2 separate regions of the Homo sapiens genome follow, and region 2 is linked to region 1. A link is a loop called in an ENCODE intact Hi-C map of the cell type or tissue named here. Cell type or tissue: IMR-90. All regions are shown on one strand.

Evidence for each region. Peaks named below come from ENCODE experiments on the same cell type or tissue, not always from the same donor. Only the 100,000 strongest peaks of a DNase experiment are listed, where the experiment ranks them.
Region 2: a loop joins it to region 1, with 17 times the contacts of the local background. A loop is called at or near these places in 9 of 110 quality-filtered maps.

Annotation. Positions count from the first base shown.
Region 1 is chr2:84,310,451-84,318,450 of GRCh38, reverse strand. All of the region lies in intron 1 of LOC107985905 (a long non-coding RNA gene), which reads left to right. Among named protein-coding and RNA genes, the nearest start is that of SUCLG1, 140 kb to the left of the region's middle. In IMR-90, a CTCF peak has its summit at 3,451 (motif pointing right); a DNase peak (open chromatin) is centred at 3,460; H3K27me3 peaks cover 487 bases.
Region 2 is chr2:84,420,615-84,428,614 of GRCh38, reverse strand. It overlaps SUCLG1 (succinate-CoA ligase GDP/ADP-forming subunit alpha), which reads left to right. Exons shown (of 9, transcript NM_003849.4): 8 at 3,012-3,200; 9 at 4,843-5,087. The coding sequence ends at 4,869. Among named protein-coding and RNA genes, the nearest start is that of SUCLG1, 35 kb to the left of the region's middle. In IMR-90, a CTCF peak has its summit at 4,261; no DNase peak of the experiment used is centred here.

The DNA of each region.
Region 1 (8,000 bases):
CACTTAGGGCCAGGCGCGGTGGCTCACGCCTGTAATCCTAGCACTTTGGGAGGCCGAGGTGGGTGGATCGTCTGAAGTCAGGAGTTTGAGACCAGGCTGGCCAACATGGTGAAACCCCGTCTCTACTAAAAATACAAAAAAAAATTAGCTGGGCTTGGTGGCAGGTGCCTGTAATCCCAGCTACTAGGGAGGCTGAGGCAGGAGAATTGCTTGAACCCAGGAGGCGGAGGTTGCAGTGGGCTGAGATTGCACCATTGAACTCAAGCCTGGGTAACGAGAGCGAAGACTTCGTCTCAGAAAAAAAAAAAAAAAAGTACACATTTCTTCTGAGCTCTGGTTGCCAGGTGTCTGTATCAAACATTGAAAACCACTTTTGAGGCCAGGCATGGTGGCTCACGCTTGTAATCCCAGCACTTTGGGAGGCTGAGGCAGGTGGATCATGAGGTCAGGAGTTTGAGACCAGCCTGGCCAAGATGGTGAAACCCCATCTCTACTAGAAATGCAAAAAATTGGCCGGGCATGGTGGCACATGCCTATAGTCCCGGCTACTCCAGAGGCTGAGGCAGAGAATTGCTTAAAACCTGGAGGGGCAGAGGTTGCAGTGAGCTGAGATCCCACCACTGCACTCCAGCCTGGGTGACACAGCAAGACTCCGTCTCAAAAGAAAACCACTTTTGAGTATTATATTGTGAAAACATCAGACTTTGTATGTAGAATAAGTTTATATCATTTTGGCTGGTAAATATTTGTCAAGCATGTGAGGTATTTTTGTTGAAACCCTCTGGCTGGCTGATCTCTCCTTGCTACTCCTTCAGACACACCAGGGTTTAATGGCTGAAAACCTAAACACTGTGTCAAAGGCAGGTATGAAAGAAATGAGGAATTTAACCAGTCATAGCACCAAAGAGAAAAGACAGCTGAGGAGGGCTTTAGAAATCTTCCATCCAGCCTTTGTTGGACAGATGTGGAAACTGAGGCCAGAAGGGAAGTGGCAGAGTAACCTAGCTTGTGGAGGGCAGGGTCAGGCTGGGAACTAGGATGGTTGATGGCTGGTCCAGCCTAGCCTCTTTCAGGGAGCGCACGGTGAAGGGCTGCCTCTCAAGAGTTTATGTCTGTTAGGAGCAGAGAACACAAAAGTCCTGTGTTCCCTTCACCAGTCCTTTCTCCAGGCTAGAAAAATGATGATGTCAGAAGGATCTCATAAGCCCTGTGTGGAGATTTGGCATTCAGCTCCTCACTCTGCCCTAGAGAGGTTTTGTTATGCCAGACAGGGGCTCTGAACATCTCAGTCTGTCAGTGAGTGAGAAGCCTATTGGACTTGCTGGCTTCATCAGGCAAGGTGTGGAGAGATGTCAAGAGACCCCCCCCGGAGGATCCAAATCAATACTAGGCATGAAAACAAAGCTGGCTTTGACGCCCCCGAGTTAACAAAGGAAAGTTTCTTTGCTGCTTAGACAAGTTAGAACCACACAAAAATGGTTAAAAGTATTTTAGGATCTTTTCCCCCACCTCAGATAGTTTTGGCTTTGAGAAGAGATTTTTCCCATGGTGCAACTGGGCATACTTGGATCTATATGAGGAGGAAAAGTAAAATAAGGTAAATGAAGAGTTTGCCTTCTGTTGGTTGATAATCTACAAAGCTTCCACTCACCTTCTGTCCCAGCACCCAGGAGTCATATTCCTTTCTGACTGCCCACTGCTAGCAAATCAAGCCACTCTCCTGCACATCAGTCTTGATTCTGCAACTTTGCTTCCTTCACCCAAACTTATATGCACAATGTTCACACACTCCCTATTCCTTATTCCTTCAAGGCCTTGCTTGAAGTGCTTGAAGCTGGTTAACTAGCTAGATGCTGTATAAGTTTATAGTTTTGGATATAAATACTTTGCCCTCGGAGAGAGACTAATGCTCTGTGATTTTGGACAAGCCATTTAGTATCTTGGAGCTTCCATTTTTCTTATCAGTGAATAAGTGATGTTTGCTCTACCAATGCAAGAGAATTGTTGCAAGATTTAAAACCCATGTGAATTAATGAATGTAAAAAAGACCTTGGTCAAACTGTTGCATGCTTTATAATAAGTGAGATAGCATGATTAAATGCCTTAAAGAAGTCAATTTTCAAGGCTTATGTCTGGTTAAGGGGTAGAAAATTGTTGGTAGATAACCCCCCCTACTCCCAGATTCACCAGCAGAACTTACATTCCTCTGCCTGTGTCTGTTTTGCCCTACTCCTTTGTTTAACCCCTTCCTTGTCTTAGCTTTCTTCTAGAGAGGGGAAGGGGTGCCCCTGGTGACTTAACTTCTTATGCATATTACATTGAGGCAAATCTAAAATGAGCCTCTGCAGAAGGAGAACAAATGCCATCCCCTGGAGAAGGATCGGAATGCTTTGCTTTTTATTTCTTTCAGGGGTCTGAGTGTGTGCCGGATTGCATGGTCTAGGGAGGAGATGCTGAGTGCAACTTTTCCTGTTTCTCAGAATTGGTGCCTGGGGGCCCAAAAATGAGGATGAAAAGGCCCCAAATAACCCATGTTCTAAAGAGAGAAGCCAAAAAATGCACCAATTTCCCAGCTCAGCCTTCCTGGTCTGTGGCTGCCATCCCAGGTGTCATCCTCACTCTCCACCCTACCTTCTGGTTCATTGTTCATTGCTCTAAGGGATGAGAACACAAGGAGGGGAGAGAGTTATCACTACCGTGAACCTCAGGTGTGATGTGCTCCTGGAAAGAGGTGTTTCCTACTATCCCTGAAAAAAAAAAATACCGTTTGTATTTGTACCCACCCCCCACCATCGAGCTGTCAACCCCCCTCATTAAGACACTTGTACCAGGGAAAAGGAGTAATGGGAATAAAAGACAAGAGCAACTTGAGTCTTCATTTCATTGCTCACATCGCTCTGTCCTGCTGCTTTCTTCACCGAAGTACTGGGTTTCTATTCCAAACCAGCTACAATGAACAGTCTTCATTCGGAGTTGGGACTATGGTCTCAACATGGGACTACTGGGGACCCTCTAATAGCCTTGTCCTAGACACACATGACTTTGGCCACCTCAGTAGCAAGAGGGATCTGAAGGGATATGCTCGAGATCCCTGGAATCCTCAGAAATGTCTACAGGCAGGTGTCCTGGGGTCCTGCATAGAAGGGCACTGGCCAGGCCTTGAGTGAGCTCAGCGGGGCCTCTAGACTCACCTGAGATCACAGCCAGGTCGCTCTCCTGCTCTCCTGGTGCTGATTCCAGCTCCTTTCTGTTATTCTGTAGCCCTCAGGATTTGGGTGTCCTTCGGACTGTCCTGTTGGGAACCCTTCCTCACAGTCCTCACATCGACTGAGCAGACTGAGCGGGCACCACGTCTGGCTCCTTTGCTTATGCTCAGCTACTGGATTGCAGTCCCAGAAACGCCACCTTGACAAGGTTAGCCTGCAATGCGTGAGGCGAAGGAAGGCCACAAGGTGGCAGCAGAGGATTACCCACTTGCTAGTGGAGTCGGGAGGCTCTATGGGGGTGGGGAAATGGAGTTTCCTTACCACAGAGCGGGTTGGAAAGCAAGTGAACCAACATTTTAGAGGACTAAGAGATCAATAGGAACAGGTGCAGAAAGATTCCAGGAGGGTGTTGAGGTAGGGCTTGAATAGAAAGACTAATAATCATGTATTAAATGTTTATTATGAAGCTGGCAATGCTTCATAAGTGTAAGCACTTACACATTACATGATCCATTTCTTAGAACAACCCTGCAATTATTCCTATTCTACTTGTGAGAAAATAGAGGCTCAGATTAATTGAGTTACTGGCCCAAGTTCACATAGCTATTAATTGATGGAATTAGGAATAAAAACCAGGTCTGACAGACTGTAAAGCCCGGGTTTTGAACTTCTATGTTAAACAGTGCAAACATCAGGATAGACTAGTGGTTCTCAAAGCGTGGTCCTGGAACCCCCTGGGATTCGCATCACCTGGTGACTTGTTATAGTGCACATTCTTGGCCAGGCGCAGTGACTCACACTTGTGATTCCAGCATTTTGGGAGGCCGAGGTGGGCAAATGACTTGAGGTCAGGAGTTTGAGACAGGCCTGGCCAATATGGTGAAACCCCGTCTCTACTAAAAACACAAAAATTAGCTGGGCATGGTGGCACATGCCTGTAGTATCAGCTACATGGGAGGCTGAAGCAGGAGAATTGCTTGAACCCAGAAGGCAGAGGTTGTCGTGAGCTGAGATTCTGCCACTGCACTCCAGCCTGGGCAATAGAGTGAGACTCCATCTTTTAAAAAAATATATAATAATAATAAAAAAATGCAAATTCTCAAACCTACTGAATCAGAAACCCTGGGGTGGGGCTCAGCAATCTGTGTGAGTGTGTGTGTGTGCGTGTGTGTGTGTTTTAATTTTAAATATATATTTTAGTACAGGCAGGGTCTTGCTATGTTGCCCAGGCTGGTTCCCAACTCCTGGCTTGAAGTGATCCACCTCGGCCTTCGAAAGTGCTGGAATTACAGATGTGAACCACCCTTCCTGGCCCCAATCTGTGCTTTAAAAGCCCTCTGCCAGGATTCTGATGCTGCTCCAGTTTGAGAAGCACTGGGATAGATAATATTCCAGCCTGTCAAGTGCTGAGCTGTGGATTTGCCTATGAGCATTGCCTGTCATGGTGCAGTCACCTCTGATGGAGCTGGAACTGCCCCACCCTTGACATTGACATTAGGCCAGCTGCTCCCAAAGGTAAGGAAGTGGTTCACTCCAATTCTACCCCTTACCTGCTGACATTTTTCTCCCTCTTTAGCTGTAGGTGGGGGAGAACAGTCTTTGTGGAACTCAGAACTGGAAATTTTCTCTTCATTAACATGACAAACAGGCTACCTCTATCAAGGACAGCCCGGTGAGACTGGCCTGGAATTTAGAATCTCCTTATAAATAAAGTCTCAGCTTTAAGCATTAATGAAAGACGTGAGATCTTTATGGTGCCATTCATTTCTGATCTTGCCAATTTGGTAGCTAAAGAGTGACTGCTATCTTTTTCCAAGCCACTAATTATGCAACTCTGTCCTGATGTGTGCTAGTTCAGGTTCTTAGCAAAAATTGTTATTCCTGTAAAAATATAACATTTAAGACTGGAAGGAAAGACTCCATATAATTAATCTTTGTATTTTAGCTAAGAATTTTGGAGTGATTTTAAGTTGCTTCTTTGTGCTTTAAGAAACTTTTGTTTTTAACTTTGAAGTGTGTACACATTTTTCAATAAGAGAAGAAAATAATGCTGTTTTATAAGCAAGTCTTTTATTCTGTGAGATGAACCCATCAGAATGAAAGTTATGTGCCTGAAATTCCTGATGATTTGACAAGGGAAGACTGAAGCTTTTGTATAGCCATTTAAAGAAAAAGAAAACTCATTAATTTTCAGCTTATTCATTTGATATTTGTGCTTATATCCATAGGAGATAGGTGGTATTTTTTTGTTTGTTTTTTTTACTGAGGTTACAAAAGGATATTAAGAACAAGGCAATGTTTAGGAGAGCAGATTGTTTAAACGGAGTTTGAACTACCTTTGACATTCTCATGTGTATGCTAACACTGATGTGCTTATTACAAATTTTTTCTTATATATTCATTCAATTCATTCATCGGATTATAGATGGTGTCTCTCTACATTAACACCTATCTGTAGCTTTAAAATCAGACTGTGGGATATATTAGTATACCCAGTAAGCTCTAATCATTTGTGACTGTTTATTCAGACACATACAGAAATGACACATTCAGGAATCCTCTTTCTAGGGTGAATCCCAGAACACCTCTAATGGCTTGGATATCTGAGGTTGCAGATATGAAGCAACAAGATGTGTTTAAGTGATCATCTCTCACAGGATGGGCTTTTGGATACTTCAAAAATGTATGGAAGCCAAGTAGCCTTGGGGAGGTAAAGACCTCTCAAGGTGAACTCCTCATTAGCAAAGGACCCTTCTGATGTAGAGAAACCAAGACCTCTGGGTGCCCCTCAAAGGCAAGCTGGTTCTCAGACTCCATCAGATCTCAGATAAGCTTCTGAGGACAGGGGGCCACAGCAGCAGCAGTAGTGGCACATGCCAGCTGACCCCCATGGACTGAGCTGCAGAGGACCCGCCGGCCTTGCTAGAAAGGAAAGTGACTCTTCTGAAGCAGGGGGGACTGAGCAGGAGCACCACCTGGCAGAGCCCCTCCTCTACAGGGCTCCATGCAGACAGGCCTGAGAATGAAAGATGTGTATTATGCATATTATCTCATTTATACATTTGTCCCTTGCTTGTCTTCCCCATTAGAATTGTTAAAAAGGAAAAATCTCAAGTTTAAATTTATCAGAGTTTCTATGAGCAAAAAAACCCAAAAAACAACAACAAAAATGATTAGTGAAGTGAATCTGGCAGCCCCCAGAACCAGAACAGGGTCAAAGAGCTTCTGTGTGCTACATGATCAGACAGCAGCATTTATGGACAGAAAAGGGAAGTGAGGTAAAAAGAACAACTTAGTTATAGCTCAGCATTTTGTCTTACTTGAATCAGCTGACCACCTACCATTGACTGAAGTTCAGCTGTTTGTTACATGAGTATACTTCTAAATTAATTTGTTTCATTTAGCATGAATTACCACATATTGGTTTGAGCTGTTGGGCTAGGAACCCAGTGCAAATCAATGGCATGCTACAAATTTTATTTTTATTATTATTTTTAGAGATGGGGTCTCACTGTATTGCCCGGCTGGTCTCAAACTCCTGAACTCAAGTGATCCTCCCACCTGGGCCTCCCAAAGTGTTGGGATTACAGGTGTGAGCCACTGTGCCTGATTAAATTGTATTTTAATAGAATAGAAACTTCCTAAAAGCCAGACCTTGTCTGTCAACTTCAAGGTGTATCCTCAGCATCTAAAACATAGTAGACAATAAATATGCAGTGTATGAATATGTGAAGGCTCCTGTAAACTCTGAGTTTATGGTATTCATTGACACTTTCGTTAAATTATGGTATTTTTCTAATTCCAGCAATTCTTTGCTTTTCAGCAATTGCACGTAAGAACTTCAGTAACCAAAGTGCCAGTAGGTAACCCTGAAGATGATGCTGAGAAATAGTTTTCTTGACACAAAAACCCTGTGGACTCTTGACATCTAAGAACTTTAAGACAGTGGTTTTCACACTTATTTCTGCAGCAACAGAGCCCTTTCTTTTCCAGAAACCTGAGGCAGAGACCCACGATATAAACAAGACAAAAACAGAGATGCTCAGGTTCAAGCCGTGATATGTGGCTCTGAGCCTGACCTGCTCAGACCTCGCCCTCCTTCCTTTCCTCCAAGAAATCCCAGAACACTTTCCTGCAACAGTAGGATAGTGCTTCTCACCCTTGGCTGCACATTTGTCTCCTGGAAAAGCATAATTTCAGCACAGGAGATCAAGCACACAAGCTCTGGCTGTGATATATGCTAAAATAAAATGTCCAGATAGAGTTTGAAATTAACCCCATACTATGCTCTACGGAAGTCACTTCTGAATTGTATATTATCAATCCTAGCACAGCAATTCTCAATCCTAGATGCTCACTGAAGTCACCTGGCGAGCATTAACAATTACTGATGCCGGGACTAACTCTGTCCCATTCCCCCAGATTCTGATTTAATTTGTCCTCTGTGTAATCTGGGTGTCTGGGATTTTAAAGCTTTATGGGCCTCTTACAAACACTCTACCCCATGCTGGTGGGGAATAAGCAAACTACGACAGAAGCAGGCGGAGGGCATTCTGCCGTATGTTGTAGGTAGCTGTCTGTCTTCTGTTATCATTGCTATAAGTGATCCTGAGGGCAGGGAGTGTGTGTTATTCATTTCTTTATACTTTGTTTAGGACTGTCTGTTACTGCAGTCCCTCAGGAAAAGCATATGCCTTTCATTAGCTGAGTGATTGCAAGCAACTTCACCTTTCTAATCCTCAATTTCCTCATCTGCAAAATAACAAAGTAATGGTATCTACCTTGTATAGTTTA
Region 2 (8,000 bases), 110 kb before region 1:
CCATTCTAGGCTCAACAAAGTCTTGATCCTTTCTAGTGCAACAATATTCCCACTTTTTGGGGAACAGGGGAGTGGAATCAAATACAAATTAATGCCACTCAAACATGAGATTCTCATATTCTATGTAGATCTTATGAGTGAATGAGTAAATAATTTGTGGAGTCTTTTCTTTTTAATTCTATACCATAGGTACTACAGTAGGTGCCAGGCATACCGAAGTTAGTGAAAATATAACCTCTGTGTTCAGGGAATTCATAGTTTAGTAGAAGAACACACGGGGAATAGGTTATAGCCAGTGTGCTGAATTTAATAGTAGAAGGGTGTAAAAGGCACAACAGGGTCACTGATGAGATGATCACCTATGAGGGCATTTGTGGGGAGGGTGGGAGGGAGAGATAGAAAAGGCTTATGGGGAAGAGGAAGCTAGAGTCAGATCTTAAAAGTTAAGTAGGAGTTTGCCAAGCATCCAAGGAGGGTGGAGAGCATTCTCAGCAAAGGCACAGAGCTAGAGCATTCTGGGGTTACTGGAAGATAAGGAGAAAGGGAGGAAAGGTGGCAGATGAGGCAGGAGTAAGCAGTGTCTGACCATGTAGCTCCTTGCATGCTGCATCTTAGTGGGAATCAGGGCAGTCAGTCGAACCAGAGTAGCAGTCATTCACTGCCATGTACTACTCACAGTGCAAAGAAAAAAAAAGCCAGTTTCACTTATGAGTGTCCTTGATGAAGCAATGCAAATTATTAATTTTATTAAATTATGACCCTGGAGTCAGTATTTTGTGATAAAATGGGAAGTAAAGCATTGTCACAATTGAGTTGTGAGCTGAACTAGCTGCCCTTTTCATGGGACACCAATTTTACTTGAAAGAATGACTGGCAGACGAACTGGTAATTCAGACAGATCTCTTCTCAATAATGAACAAAGTAAACCTGCTGTGTCAAGGGAAACAGTTGATAGTATTTGTTGCTAATAATAACATTTGAACTTTCAAGTGAATATTTAAAATTTTAGAAAATTTGCATCTGCAACTGTGAGCTTGACAGCTTCCTCCTACCTAGAGGCTTTTCTAATGAGCTTGATGGTGATACTGATAACTGATTTGTTGTTATTAAATGATGAAACATGTCAGCATTTGGAAGATCTGCATAACTCAGTGAACCCATACATATTTCCTAACTGAGGAATGCATGTTACAAAATCACTGTGGTTAAAAGATCACTCAAAGTGCAAGACAGATTAATGAGTTTTAAATTAACAAGGGACAGAAAGTTCACTGCTATGGTTTCAGATTCCAACATTGCACCTAACCTGTAAGAAATTACCACTTGAGAGATTTGGTTAGTATCAAAGAAGAATACTCCCAATTATCTGTAAGGCAGTCATTTAAAATACTTCTGCCTTTTCCAGTTACATATCTGTGTGAGGCTGGATTTTCCTTTTATACTTCAGCTTAAATAACACACTACAACAGATTGAATGCAAAAGCATTTATCAGAATCCATTTGTCTTTCATTAAGTTAAACATTCAAGAGTTGAAAATATAAGTGGTAAAATAACGCAACTCTTCTCACTAGAATGGTTTTTAAAGTGTTAAAATGTTATTTTTAAGTGAATTAACAAATATTTATAAAATTTGTTTTAATTTCTAATATACTAAATATCATTAGATATAATACATATCAACAAAAGCTCTTTGAGATCGTCAATAATTCTTTTAAGTATAAGGGATCCCTAGACCAAATGATCTGAGAACTGCTGGTCTAGGGGAAGATGATGGTACCTAAGTGAAAGCTCTCAGGTTCCACTTGTGCTCAAGTTCTGCCTTTTCAGTCCTCTCTGTTTTACCTGGTTCCTTATTATCTCTGGACTTCTGTTATGAACATGATATTACCATTAATTATGAAACTTAATCATATATTCATATATTAGTTTATGGTATCTTTTTTTTTTTAAGACAGAGTCTTGCTCTGTCGCCAGGCTGGAGTGCGGTGGCATGATCTCAGCTCACTGCAACCTCCGCCTCCCGGGTTCAAGCGATTCTCCTGCCTCAGCCTCCCGAGTAGCTGGGACTACAGGCGCGAGCCACCATGCCCAGCTAATTTTTGTATTTTTAGTAGAGATGGGGTTTCACCATGTTGGCCAGGATGGTCTCGATCTCTTGACCTCGTGATCTGCCCGCCTCGGCCTCCCAAAATGCTGGGATTACAGGCCTGAGCCACCATGCCTGGCCTATGGTATCTCTTAATGGATTGAGGTATATACATATTTTATATTATTTCTTCAACTACTTTGCATGTCTAGAGTACAGACATTTTTATATTTTCTTTTTTTTTTTTTTTAAACCTCAGAATCTAGTATATAGAGATTGTACATTAGAATGGATTTTTGCTGAATAAAACCAATTCTGATCTTCCCTCTTAGACACAGAATTCCAGAGTGGAAAGGGCTTTTGGGCATCAATCCAGTTTGGCCATTTCATTTCATAGATGAGGAAGCAGAAGTCTGGTTCTCAAGAAGCCTTGTCCAAGGTCGTGCAGCTTTTGTTACTAGAAAATTAAGTCCTAGGTCCTTTCCAGTATACTTCCCACCTCATCTTTTTCTTTTAGCACATTTATTAAGGGTGAACTAATAATGAATTAAGGCATAATATTAGGTTGAAGTAAAGCAACCCAGTCTTGTGTCTTAAATTATTATTATCGCAAATCATATTTTCCAGTATGCTCTTTTACTTTTCAAATGATAGCGTCATGTGTATTTGTGAAGTGGAAGTTTTATATTGAACAGATACGGACATTGGCACAGTGTTGTATTCCTGAGTTTGTATGGAAAGTTAACTCAAAGGAGAATGCAGTGGTTTCAATCATGGTTTAATATTTGTGTTGGTTTTCCTAAGATGAATGGTGGGCTTTCCCCTGCCCAAGCCATTTACCATTTACCAGCAGAGTCATGAATTTGAGGTCCCGTTTTGATTGACTTCTTCATTAGAGCATTTAAAATATTACTTTCTTTCTAGGGTCCAAATTCCAAGCCTGTAGTGTCCTTCATTGCTGGTTTAACTGCTCCTCCTGGGAGAAGAATGGGTCATGCCGGGGCAATTATTGCTGGAGGAAAAGGTGGAGCTAAAGAGAAGATCTCTGCCCTTCAGAGTGCAGGAGTTGTGGTCAGTATGTCTCCTGCACAGCTGGGAACCACGATCTACAAGGTGAGCTCCAACAGTGGCCCAGGTGCTCTGAGGTTGCAGGCTTTCTCTGTGTGTGGCCACACTGGATACCTGGAAATCATGGCCTTTGCTTCTGGGACTTAATTGGTTTTCTGATGTGCAGCTTAATAGTTTGTATCAACTCTATTGATGTCCTAGTGCCCTAATTAGGCATGACCAGGAATAATGTTCTTATTTTAAAGCTTTCTTCTTTAAACATTGGGATTTTTATTTTTGTAAGTGGCAAGATACAACATACACAAAAAGCATCTTGAAGATCGTAAGTGTCATGATTTCCATTTTGAGAGTTTGGAAGGTAGCTGTGCAGAGAACTGCTTTATGTTTTGTTACTTGTTTTTTCCTTTGGGATATAGCCACCCTGACCCCATGGGTTTCTGTTTCTAGGGAGAGGAGGTTGGAGGCTGAGTAACAAGAAATGGAAATTGGATGAAGAAGGAGTTTGGGTGGAGGGAGATCTAAAGAGGATGGGGAGATTGGCCCTGGCTATGTTGTGATACCATTGTTAACCATTTTTTTGGTTTGTTTTTGGTTTTTTGTTTGTTTGTTTTGCTTTTCCTTTTTTAATAGGACATTATGGGTTTAAATATTCTAAGTAATTTGATGTCTTTTGTAATCTCTTTGCACTGATTTTCAGCTTGTCTCTTTGAGTGATCATTTAAGGCTCTCTCTCCCTCATTATTTTTATGATGGTATACCCCTGCCACACACACACAAAAAGCAAAAAACAACAAAAAATCTCCTCTTAAGCATGCTGAAAATAGGTACCAGTTGGTTTCCTAGAAGGGAACAGCATTCAGAGAGAATTTCAAAATCCTGATTTGGTGGTCTTCTTTGCCCTTGTCTTAGAGATAAATAAAGTGGACTCCTTTTTTTATTGATCTTTGCATGATCCTGCTCTTGGAATATAACACTATGTGCCAAAGTGTTTGAAAGAAATCTAGGTGCTTAGTGAGAGTGAGAAATAATTTTATTTGAAGGTGGGGTAAGGAGAAAAGCAAATGCTTAAATTCACATTGGAGATGTGTGTTACCATTTTCTTCCAGTAAGTGGCAGCAGGGATCTACACATTTTATCCTAATTGTTACAATCTAGAAAAATATGATTTTTGGTATTGTTTCCTTAAACACTACTTTGCTTAAGATATTTGTTTGTTTCAGGTATTTCTAAGGTTCTTGACATTTTGTTCAAATCCTTGTAACAATCTGTCTTTAGCTTTATTCTCTGAGAAACTGAGCAAACCTGTTTCCATTGCCTTCTTAGAAGGGTTCATGTATATAGCACTACAGAAGCATAATGAAGTTTCTCAGCTCCCAAAATTATTGTTATTATACTGCTGTGAAAAAATAAATATTATTCAAAACCTCCCTCTCTGCTTCTGGATTTAGGAAATGTAAAGTTGAAGCTCTGCATCTGTTTCGTGAAATTCAGGCTGACACAGACTGATTTTGAAAGCTGTTATTCTGTGTTCAAACACCCTCATCCTGGTACATTTTTCTTCTGTAATTTGATTGTTCAGGGGATCCTAAAGATAATAGGTTTCAAAATCATTTTGATCCTAAATGTGATTTGGATCTTTTATCTTTATTCATTCCATCTCTCTTCTCTCTCTCTTCTGTTTCTGAAGGAATTTGAAAAGAGGAAGATGCTATGAAAGAAAAAAAAAATTCCTAAAACTGTGGAATGGATCACGTAGACATGTAACCCAGCAGCAGTTTGCTTCTGTTGTCCACTGATTAATCAGCCTATGTGCCTGACACTGGTCTTGCAGTACAACTGGAAGCCAAAACAAGGTGGAAGATGTCCTGAATTAAGATGTTTTCACCACATTGTATTACAGAGACAGCCAATAAATCTACTATTTGATTTCAATATGGTTTTGGAGGCTTATTATTGTTCCAGTGTGAAGGATGAGGAGAGTGGGAGAAATGGAGGTGTATTTATGTGTGTGTATGTTTTAATATGTTCTTTTTGTTTGTTTGTTTGTTTGTTTGTTTTTCTTGGAGACAGAGTCTTGTTCTGTCACCCAGGCTGGAGTGCAGTAGTGTGATCTTGGCTCACTGCAACCTCCGCTTCCCGGGGTTCAAACAGTTCTCTCTGCCTCAGCTTCCCGAGTAGCCGGGATTACAGGCACCTGCCGCCACACCCGGCTAATATATTTTTTTTGTATTTTTAGTAGAGACGGGGTTTCACCAAGTTGGCCAGGCTGGTCTTGAACTCCTGACCTTGTGATCCACCTGCCTCGGCCTCCCAAGGTGCTGGGATTACAGGCATGAGGCACCGCGCTGGGCCTTTAATGGGTTCTTTAGAGAACATTGTAACCGAAACCTCTGGGAGAATGAGGCTGTAACAGTGTCAACGTGACATTTGTCTATCTTAGACATAGAATGACTTCAGGTATCTTTTGAATTATAGTTTTCTAATGTATGTATATATCTCCATCATGCAGGGTAGTTCAAAGGGTTGGAGATAATGTGTGAAGTCCCTGGCATGTAATAAGGCAACTTAATTGTCATCAGTGCCTCTATCATCACTACCATCCCCACCACACCATCATCATTATCATCATCAGGATTAGAGGCAGAAGCTCATTTATATTTCAGTTTCTGCCTCATTGGGAAATGGAGAATCTTCACCAATGCCATGCTTTTCTGTGGTTCTGCAGAGGGCCCATCCAGAGCCCACATTCTTTGAGGTTTAAGACATTTCACTGCAAGAAAACTGGAAAGCTGTTAGCCATCCTGTTTTGTGTTTAAAAGAACTTCTTAACAAGAAGTAATCCCAGTGGGTAATTCCCACTAAACAAGACAGAGGTGGTGCCTGTCATCAGGAACTTACATTCTGGAACAAAATATTATCAGATAGTGTAACTGTCCTGAAGGAAACAAGTAAGAGCTTCAAAAAAAAAAAATAATATTAGGGAGAAGCCCCTGAAGAAACGCAGACGGGAATTCTCCCTGGGGAGGGGATGTGAGTTGGGACCTGAGGACTGAGAAGGTACCAGCCATGCAAAAAGGGAGTGTGAACACTCAGGTAAGGGAACAGCCTGTGCAAAGTCAGGGAGGGGGAAGGGCTCATTTTGAGGAGGTGAAGGAATACTGGGGGATTTGAGATGGGTTTGGGGAGGTTTGATGGGCCTGAGGAACTGTGTTTTGGGAGCTCGCATGGCCATGCCCAGGCTGCTGCTGAGAACACAAAAAGCAGGTGTTAAGTGTCACAGACCAAGGAATTCTGCCCAGACCAAGGGACACATGGTGATTGACTTTCAGATCAAGTAGACTTTAGTTTCTGCTTGTTTCCTCAGCTTGAAAATGTGGATAATGGCTTCCATGCCAGAGGGTACCTGGGTATACGTTATGTGGTGTGTGAGGGTGCTCATCACAGGGCAGGCTTGGCTAGGGCTTGGCATTTCTCCATAAACTTGAGTGTACTCTGCTCTTGTGCTTAGGACATCCAGGGTGACACTACTGGCCCAGGAAGGAAGGCATTTCCTCTTTCCTCTAAACCAAGGACCCTATAGGGAAAATGTCTTAGTTGAACTCAATGGGGTTTTGTGACAGGGACACAACTCAGATGATAGGTAGGTGACCTGTCTTAGCTCAGACTGCTATAACAAAATACCATAAACCAGATGGCTTAAACGTTTATTTCTCACAGTTCCAGAGGCTGGGAAGTCCACTATCAAGGTCCAGCAGGGTTGGGTTCTTGGTAAGGGTCTCACCCTGGTCTACAGACAGCAATGTTGTATCCTCACAAGGTGGAAAGAGCTAGCTAGCTTGCTGGTCATTTATAAGGGCATTAATCCCATTCAGGAGGGCTCCACCCTCATGACAATTACATCCTAAAAGCCCCACCTCACAATACCATCACATTCTGATTAGGGTTTCAACACGCAAATTTGGGGGACATAAACATTCAGTCCACTGCACGACCCTAACAGAAGGTATCCTTTTCAGGGTCCACCCTGACCCAGGACTGCTCTGGGATTGCCTCAGCACCCTGCCCTGTCCTCTGAGCATGTGTCCCAAGACTACATCTCTCTTTTCACTCCTCTGCTCCTGTTGCCTAAACCAGGGAGCTCAGTGTCCCCATGACTCTTTCATCTTCTTCCACCACCACCTCCATTTTCCCATTCCCTTTCATCTTCCTTTTCCCACCCACCCTCTCCACTCCTCCTAGGATCCTGTGAGTCCACCTTCTCCTAACCACCTCTCTCACCTCTCTTCCCTCCTACAACACCATCACTACCTCTGATCTGAGAGCTCAGACAGCAGTGGTTGGAATTTTAGGTTGTGGTGTTTCCTATTTCAGTTTTATTAACAAAAAAGTGAAAGGGCTACTCACAACTCCAGTAAATTTGAAAAACTTTGGTTATGCAAACTTTAAGACATTTACAAAAGAATTGTGATAGCATAATGTACTCCCATGTACCCATCACCTAGCTTTGAAAATTATCAACATTCTACCATTATTGTATGATCGGTAAGTAATCTCCAATCCACGTCCCATAGCAGTGATGTTGTTAAAAGAGTTCTTTTGTTAAGGTAAATTTTACATACTTTGAAATGCATAAATCTCAGCCATATACATTAGAGAAATGGATGAACCCATGTAACAACATCTTCCTCGTAATATAGACCATTTCATTATCTCAGAAAGTTCCATCATATCCTACCTAATTGCATCCTCTCTATAGGTTACCTGTATTCTTTTTCACCTGAAATTAGTTTTGTCTGTTTTAGAAATATATATGAAGGGAATCATATAGTATGTCGTCTTTTAGAT